Regions from separate parts of the Homo sapiens genome. Here all the other regions are linked to region 3. A link is a loop called in an ENCODE intact Hi-C map of the cell type or tissue named here. Cell type or tissue: heart left ventricle. All regions are shown on one strand.

The links. Peaks named below come from ENCODE experiments on the same cell type or tissue, not always from the same donor. Only the 100,000 strongest peaks of a DNase experiment are listed, where the experiment ranks them.
Region 1: a loop joins it to region 3, with 4 times the contacts of the local background. A loop is called at or near these places in 8 of 110 quality-filtered maps.
Region 2: a loop joins it to region 3, with 2.5 times the contacts of the local background. A loop is called at or near these places in 10 of 110 quality-filtered maps.

What each region holds. Positions count from the first base shown.
Region 1 is chr11:130,737,249-130,739,748 of GRCh38, forward strand. It overlaps LOC105369575 (a long non-coding RNA gene), which reads left to right. Exons shown (of 4, transcript XR_007062954.1): 4 at 1-2,133. Among named protein-coding and RNA genes, the nearest start is that of LINC02873, 66 kb to the left of the region's middle. In heart left ventricle, no CTCF peak of the experiment used is centred here; a DNase peak (open chromatin) is centred at 1,093; H3K4me3 peaks cover 295 bases; H3K27ac peaks cover 923 bases.
Region 2 is chr11:130,725,496-130,727,995 of GRCh38, forward strand. LOC105369575 (a long non-coding RNA gene) reads left to right here. Exons shown (of 4, transcript XR_007062954.1): 2 at 648-785; 3 at 1,054-1,811. Among named protein-coding and RNA genes, the nearest start is that of LINC02873, 54 kb to the left of the region's middle. In heart left ventricle, no CTCF peak of the experiment used is centred here; DNase peaks (open chromatin) are centred at 746, 996 and 1,366; H3K27ac peaks cover 1,022 bases.
Region 3 is chr11:130,433,617-130,436,116 of GRCh38, forward strand. No RefSeq gene overlaps it. Among named protein-coding and RNA genes, the nearest start is that of ADAMTS8, 6.3 kb to the left of the region's middle. In heart left ventricle, CTCF peaks have their summits at 1,045 (motif pointing right), 1,244 and 1,512 (motif pointing right); a DNase peak (open chromatin) is centred at 1,065; H3K4me3 peaks cover 577 bases; H3K27ac peaks cover 407 bases.

The DNA.
Region 1 (2,500 bases), 300 kb after region 3:
AATTATAAAAATCTAAGACTTGAAGCTGAGATCCCCCACCTGCTGGGTGGTGTTTGATGGTCTAAACTGGGGGTTTGCAAACTCTTTCAGCAAAGGGCCAAGTAGTATATCCTTTAGAATTGTGGGTCATCCAGTCTTTGTCACATTTGTTCAACTCTGCCATTGTAGTGTGAAAGTAGCCATGGATGATATATACCTGAATTAAATGGACTGTTGTGCTGGGCTGGGGCCACAGTCCATAGTTTGCTGCTGCTTGTCTAGATCCTGCGGGGCCTGAGCAAGTGAGCTGGAAATAAGGTGGCTGTTGAGGGGGCTGAGGAGCAACAGGAAGTGAGAAGGGAAGGGAGATGGGTGCAGCACCACTACAATGCCACTTCCTTCCTGGGGTGAACTCACTTAGACTTTGAATAGGTTCTCTGCAGAGATGACTGAGACACTTGGAGCCATGCGCCTGCAGAGACACAGTGGGGGACCATGTTAGAAATGGGAGTAACAAGTCATTCATTCTTACTATATGTTTCGTTATTGCATGGCAAAGGCTTTGAAAAGAAAGCTGAGTCTTTTATTTTCCTGTGAATCAGCTCCGAGCCCCTGGAACAATGTTGTTCATTCTGCGGATGCTCAGCAAGCCCTTGCTGACTGTCTTTATTTCTTCACCTGCAATAAGATCCCCCCAGGCCCATATGGAAACGTAAATGTTCTTGAGGGACTAATTCAGTGAGACTCTTCCAGGGGAAGTTCAGTCCTCCTGGGAAGTGATTACACACTGATGGAATTTTTGCACACTGGATGGAAAGATGATCTTTGCCTCTTGGCTGTGTCACAGTAATAAGTGGGAGACTGATTATTTCTAAGAGTGCAGCTCTTCCCGGCACTGATAAGAATGGAATGCAGCGCTACCATGGAGATTCGGGTCACTAATTAGTCCCAGAAGCCTCTAGGCCTTGAATCACTGTTATATTAATTATGCATCAAATTAGAATGTTTGCAAAGGCTCAGAGCCAACTGTACTGCAGAACCCGGTGACAGCATGGAGAGATCAAGGAGTGTCCCGCCCAGCACACTGCAGGGACCAGCAGACAAATCCACGCGGCCTGCCTGAGCGTGCAGTGACCCCGCCTGATCTCTGATACAGCTGTTCGCAACTCCTGCCAGAGAGCTTGTTATCGGCACAGGGTGGACAAAAGAAGGAAAGGAAGAGAACGATGGCTTCCCCTCAGTTCCATAATCTAAGCTCTACTGCGGTAATATCCAGCTGAGAAAAGACACAGGACAATCATTTGGGCACTTTATTTCCATGGTAACAAATAGAAGATTCTTCCAGATGTTTGCTAACATCGTGGAGGTAACATGTCTGGACCGTTGTCTGATATTCAGTTTTTATAGCTGGGGAGACATGGCTTTAGCTTTGGGTAAACTATTCTATCTCTTCCTCCTCTTCCTCTGCCTCCTTCTCCTTCTTGTGTTCTCCATGAGCATAAAACCAAAATATACTTGATGCTTTGTTGTAAAATAAACAGATGATAAATAGCAGTCTCTGTGACTGTTGGGTTATAATTCCATCGAGGGCTGGGGTTGAAGTCATAAACCACAAGAAGTGAAGCATGACCCACAAATAGCCTTCAGGATGGAATTACAGCCCCATAATTCAGAGTAGCCCTTTGAAAAAATAATTCCTAAACCTAGCTATAATTTGGGGAAAGAGCCACGACAGTGGTGACGTCTTCTCTAATCAGTTCATCAGTAGACAAATTACTCCCCTTCGTTATTCTGATGATATTTATTAACGTTGGGGTGAGCACCCAATCTGTTTTCTAGGAGGTTACTGTTGAAACCAGGTAGCAGTCGCCCAAACAGAACCAAAGAAAGGGAAACTGGAGTCTCACAGTAAGAAAGTTCTCACCACAGATGAAGGTCAATGAGCATGAGGTGAGAAGAGACATTCATTACTTTGGAACTGATGAGAAATATTGATTCCTGACCACAGGAGTAGTGGCCGAGTTTGTTTTGCGTGGAGTGTGGCATAAATTCCGTCCCTGTTCTGCATCTTACTACTTCTCTAAATGTCTTTGCTATTTTCAAAACTGATTCTGCTTGATCTCATAATTCATTAAAGCAAGTTGATCTCATGCACCCCAAGAGTTATGAGAAGCTTTTTCATGATGGTTCTTGCATGATGAAAATAAATTCTCATTTATTACAGAGAAAATAAACCGAACCCAACAATTCTGTAGAAGGTGAATGTTTAAATGGCAGTTTCTTGTGATCATAAATTAAACCATCAAAATCCCATAAGGTTTCTCTGCAGCCTAGATATTAAATAAAACAACAAACATGCAAGGACTGGCAAGTGGTAAGGGCTTAATACATGGTCATTCACTACCATAATTTGTACCATAAAATTCAGAAATTCTTTACATGCTTTGTGTGTTATTATCTACTTTGTCAATGACGCTGAAGACATGAGGAGAACAAGGGTCTCATCTGACGCATTATGCCT
Region 2 (2,500 bases), 290 kb after region 3:
CTTTGGGAGTTGGGGTGGGGGTGGTAAGGAAGCCTTTTCTGAAAGGGTCACAACTGAAGTGAGATTTGAGTGACAAAGGGAGCTGTTGAGAGATAAGGCGCCGGGGACAGCAACTGCAAAGGCCCTGAGCAAACTTGGTTCTGTTCCAGAAAGGCAAAATGCAGCAGTGAGGGTGGGGAAGGCCCTGACCATGGAGGGCCTTGCAGGTTGTGGAAGGGGTTTTAAACTATGAGGGGACCTGATCTGACTGACATTTCTAAAAGTTCCTTCTGGCTGTTTTGAAGAGAATAGATAGGGTGAGGTAAGGACAGGAGCAGGAACAGCATTTAGGAGGCTCTTGCACCTGCAGGCAGAGCTGGCAAGGTCTGAAGCCTGAGGGTAGGAGAGGACGTGCAGAGGTCAGGTGAGAGCAGGACATGTTTAGGGGAAACAGCAGAAAGGGTTTGAGGACAGAGGTCTTCTTACATGAAAACCCTGGCGAGAGTATGACATACATATGGGAAGACTGTAATTTTCTAGTCACTTCAGCATAAGCTTCGGAAGGGCAGGTGCCATGCCTACTGAATGCAGCATTGCATACTGTTGGTGAGTCACCTCTTCCTCTGAAACTGCAGTTTCCTACACTCACCCAGGCACCCCTTCTCCAGGCTCAGGACACCTCAGAGGACTGGTGCATGGGCTGCAGCCAGCCTGACCCAGCTCTATAAAGAAGCTCACCCTTTACAGATGCCCCAGAGAGGCCCCCATCCTGCCCTGCAGCCAGCTTCCTGGGCAAGTGGGATCAGGTCAGTACATGCGCCTGTCCTTCCCTGAGCGTAAAAGGGGAGTGTGGAGGGAGATGGTATTTGAAACTTGGCAGTGGGGACCCACACAGACATCAAGAACAATCCCTTTGGCTTTCCATTTGCCAAGTTGTTTCAGGGTCCAGGGTTTGTGACTCATCCTGAATGGAAACACTTGTACAGCACCACGTGGCTCCTTTCCGCCCCTGGCCGGGCGGCAGTGACCCAACCAGCTCTGCACTTTCTTTCTTCCCTTTTAATGTATCCATAGGCACTCGGGGTCTCCCTCCTCCAGGGTTTCCTGAAACAGGATGCATTCAGCCCTTGTAGAGTTGCTGGGGAAGTGGAAGGAAAACAGAGGTGACTCTTGAAGCCCCAGGAGCTGACCTTAGATCTTGACACTCCTGGTGTGTGCAAAGGTCTGAGGAGACGGCCAGATTGAGGTAAAGCAGTAAAAATCCGTGCTTGTCAGGAAAGTAGCAAGAGCCGAGTTCTACACTAACCATTGGCTGGCCTGGGGCAGCCTGCAGCTGCACAACTGCCTCGTACAATGGCATGGACAAGCAGTGTCGGTGACGTAGCAGGCCGCTGGGGACCTGGGAGACATCCTGCTGCTGCAGGAGTCCTGTGCAGAGCAGAGGAGAGAGCAGTTTGGCAAGTGCAGGGGTCCCACTCTTCTTTTGGTTGGTGGCAGGGAGCAGGTGGGGCCTAACCTGGGTGGACAGTGTCTACCTCCCTTCTGTGCATTTTGCATTGGCCTTAATTGGTTCTCCCGGGATAGTCACGAAAGCCCGACCTTTGTTCCAGGTAAAGTGCTGCATGTTTCATGTGTACAGCTCATTTAATCTTCACAGGACCTTATGAAGTAGTTATTATATCTATTATCATCACAGAAAAGAACACTGAGCCTCAGAGAGGTCAAGCAATTGGCCCAAGATCACACAGCCTGCAAGAAACAGAGATGGGACTCAGACCCTGGTCTATTTGGCTCCCATGTGCCTTACTACTATGTTATACCCACCCCTCCAGGTAAGATTGGGAACCAGCTGTGGAAAGACTTTAATAACGGGATGGAGGGACTGCCAAGCTCTCCCTCTGGCAGGATTGATTTTGCAGAGACTGTGAGCTTAATGAGAGCAAAACTCAGGTCTTATACTCCTTCATGTGCCCTGCAGACTCCAGAAGTGCTAGGATGTAAGAGGCAGACAAAAGAGTGATGTTACTGCTGTGAACTTTCATTAGGATGTGTAGAGTTCTGTTATATGTTTGGAAAAAAATCCATAATCTCAAGAGGCTATATAATGCTCAGAACAGCTTTAGAAATTCTCTTTGGAAATTGCTTTCTGAGCCCCAGGCACATAAATAATATTTTTATATATATCCTCAATCAAGGCAAGCCTTAGTCCTTCGAGGGTAGCTTGGAATTCCATAGGAATCTGAAGGTAACTCAGAGCCAAACTTGGTGAAGGGGGTGAAGTGTCAATTTCAGATTTGCAGTTTTGTTCAAAAACATGTTGATAAAGCAGCAGGCTGATGGTCATGAGCAGCTCACTAGCTGATTCAGAAGACATTTCTCTGCTGCAGCCAGCCCTGCTTCTGTGACTTCACTCACACTTTCCATCCGAGTGGAATAGCTCACCCTTGCCTCTTTCACACTCAGTCCCGTCCATCCTACACTCCACCCTTTCCCCAAATTCCTGTTCATTGTTCCACGTCCT
Region 3 (2,500 bases):
ATCATATCACTGAGCACACATCCCAGGCAGGCAATGTCTGATTTTTGGCATCACTTTTGTGCTGACAGTCGCCTTGTATTCCCTTTGGCCTGCAGGTTTCTGTGACTGCCACCTGCATGTGTGGAAGCATGTCTGTGCTGCTTAATTCTTCCTTAGTCCTAGATAGTCTCTCTTTTTGGAACCTTTAAAGGTTTTCAGTATTTAGAAAATCTTTTTTTTTTTTTTTTTTTTGAGACAGAGTCTTACTCTGTCACCCAGGCTGGAGTGCAGTGGCATGGTCTTGGCTCACTGCAATCTCCGCCTCCCAGGTTCAAGCAATTCTCCTGCCTCAGCCTCCTGAGTAGCTGGGATTATAGGCACCCACCACTATGCCTGGCTAATTTTTGTAATTTTAGTTGAGATGGGGTTTCACCCTGTTGGCCAGGCTGGTCTTGAACTCCTGCCCTCCGCCTCCCAAAGTGCTAGGATTACAGATGTGAGCCACCACGCCTGGCTGGAAATCATTAAATCATATCCCTGAGGCCACTTTAAGTTCAATTCCCTGTAAAGAGCTAGCTACTCTGATTATTTTTCCTGCCTTCATCTGGTGTTCACAGTCTCAACAGGCATGCTCCCAATTCTGTGATCTATATCAGGGAAAACCAGATTTAGCAGAAACTTTACTGCGATATTGACATTGTATTGCTTGCTAATGAGGTTTTAATTGATTTTAATACACTGAGAAACAAATTCACAAACAGCCCTTTCTGTTCCTGCCATTTGTATTCTTAGTGACTAACTGCCAAGTATTGGGTTCCCAAAGTTGCAGAAGAGATGGTTCCTGTTCTCCCAAGATACAGTCTTGTGGAGGAGTCTAGCAAGAAACTCGTAAAAGGTTGCCCAAGACTCCATGTGGAATGCATCCATGATTACAATCTGTGCTTACTACAGTACCTGGCCAGTAAGAGTTACTTGCACATTTTAGTATTATAAGCAGTAACAGTTGCCACCATGAGAACCGAGACATAGGTCATGCCTGTCTCACCACATTATGGCCAGGAGGTGGCACTGTTGGAACTTGCGCTCTCGCTCGCTCTCGGTCGCTCGCTCTCGGTCTCTCGCTCGCTCTCTGTCTCGCAACTTTCTAAAAAATTAGGCATCACTGCCGTGTCATGCCAGTCTAAGGAAACAGTCCTTCAACATTGTTCAAAAAATCTCAGCACACAGCAATTCCTCATAGCCAATCACCGGAGCCAGCTGAAGGAGGCTCTGTCCTGTTCCTTTGTTTAGCGTGAGTCGTGCGTCTCTCCTTCCTATTTATTCTTGTTTCTTCACTTTGATTTCTGCTCTTCATGACACCAGTGCCTCTCAACTCTAATGATCTCACAGGCTGGGAGAGCTTGCAAAGCTGAGATGTCTCCAGGGCCGGGGTCAACCTTAATCATGAGGACGGCTTGGTTTCTGTACACCCCAATTAATTAATGCAAACATGTATTTCTCCCAAATCTTCACTATTGATTGTAACCAGCAGGTGGGAGTGTTGGCATATTTACCTTTTATGGGTCCTGGAAGGAGAGGGTCTGAAAACGCCCTCAACAATGCATCTCACTAGCCACTAACCACTTCGGAGTTTATATATACATGTAATATGTGTAAATGTATTATACAAACTTGCAAAACTACACTTATTTATCTTTGTTTTAGAAGGAAAGAAAAGGGAAATGCAGGAAAGGAGCCAGGATCTTCAGGATCTGGGGTGATTTCTCCGAGCAGATAAGCTGCTTATTGAAAGTCACTGTAGCAAGTCCCAATGTAAGTCCCATTGTAACAAGTCCCTTTTACAAGGAACTTGGAAAAACTACCCAGTTCTTATAAATGTGCTTACAGTGAGTTAGAGTTGAAGTGCTAAGAAGCGTGCCTGGCACACAGTAGGCATGTTTATTGTTTTCTATCATCATCATCCTATCCTCATCATATATATTCCCATCTGGCCTGGTGCAAAGTATTTAAAATGTATCTTGTCACCTTTCCCCTCATCCTCAGGGTCTCTCTTCTTTTAGAATCACCTAGGGCTCTCCTCTGACCTTCTGTTCTCATGAACAGGAGGGAAGCCAATAAGTCATGAACGCTTTGTTTTGGTAGCAAGTACTACTAGAAATGTTTGAATTTTAAGAGATCCGAGGAAAGGGAAGCAAAAGAAATAAATGACTAATAGTAGAATTTCAGACACTGTGGCTCCAGCATGAGGGAGCAATCTGGCTGGGGTCCAGTGACACATGCCAGGGCCCCTAAGTAACTATGCTACCCGTCCCTGCTTGCATCTCTGCAGAACTTTGCACAGGGAGATATTTTTCATTCCTGGAAGTGTTTAAGCAATGACACGGGTACCTGCAGGGTGATAAAAGAGAATACCAGGACTGGGCAGGAGATTATAGGTCCTTGAAGGACCCATCCCTTCTAATTTTAAAATGTTCTTTAAAATTAAAAAAAATTAAAACTTATCCTTGATTTAAAGAAAGGG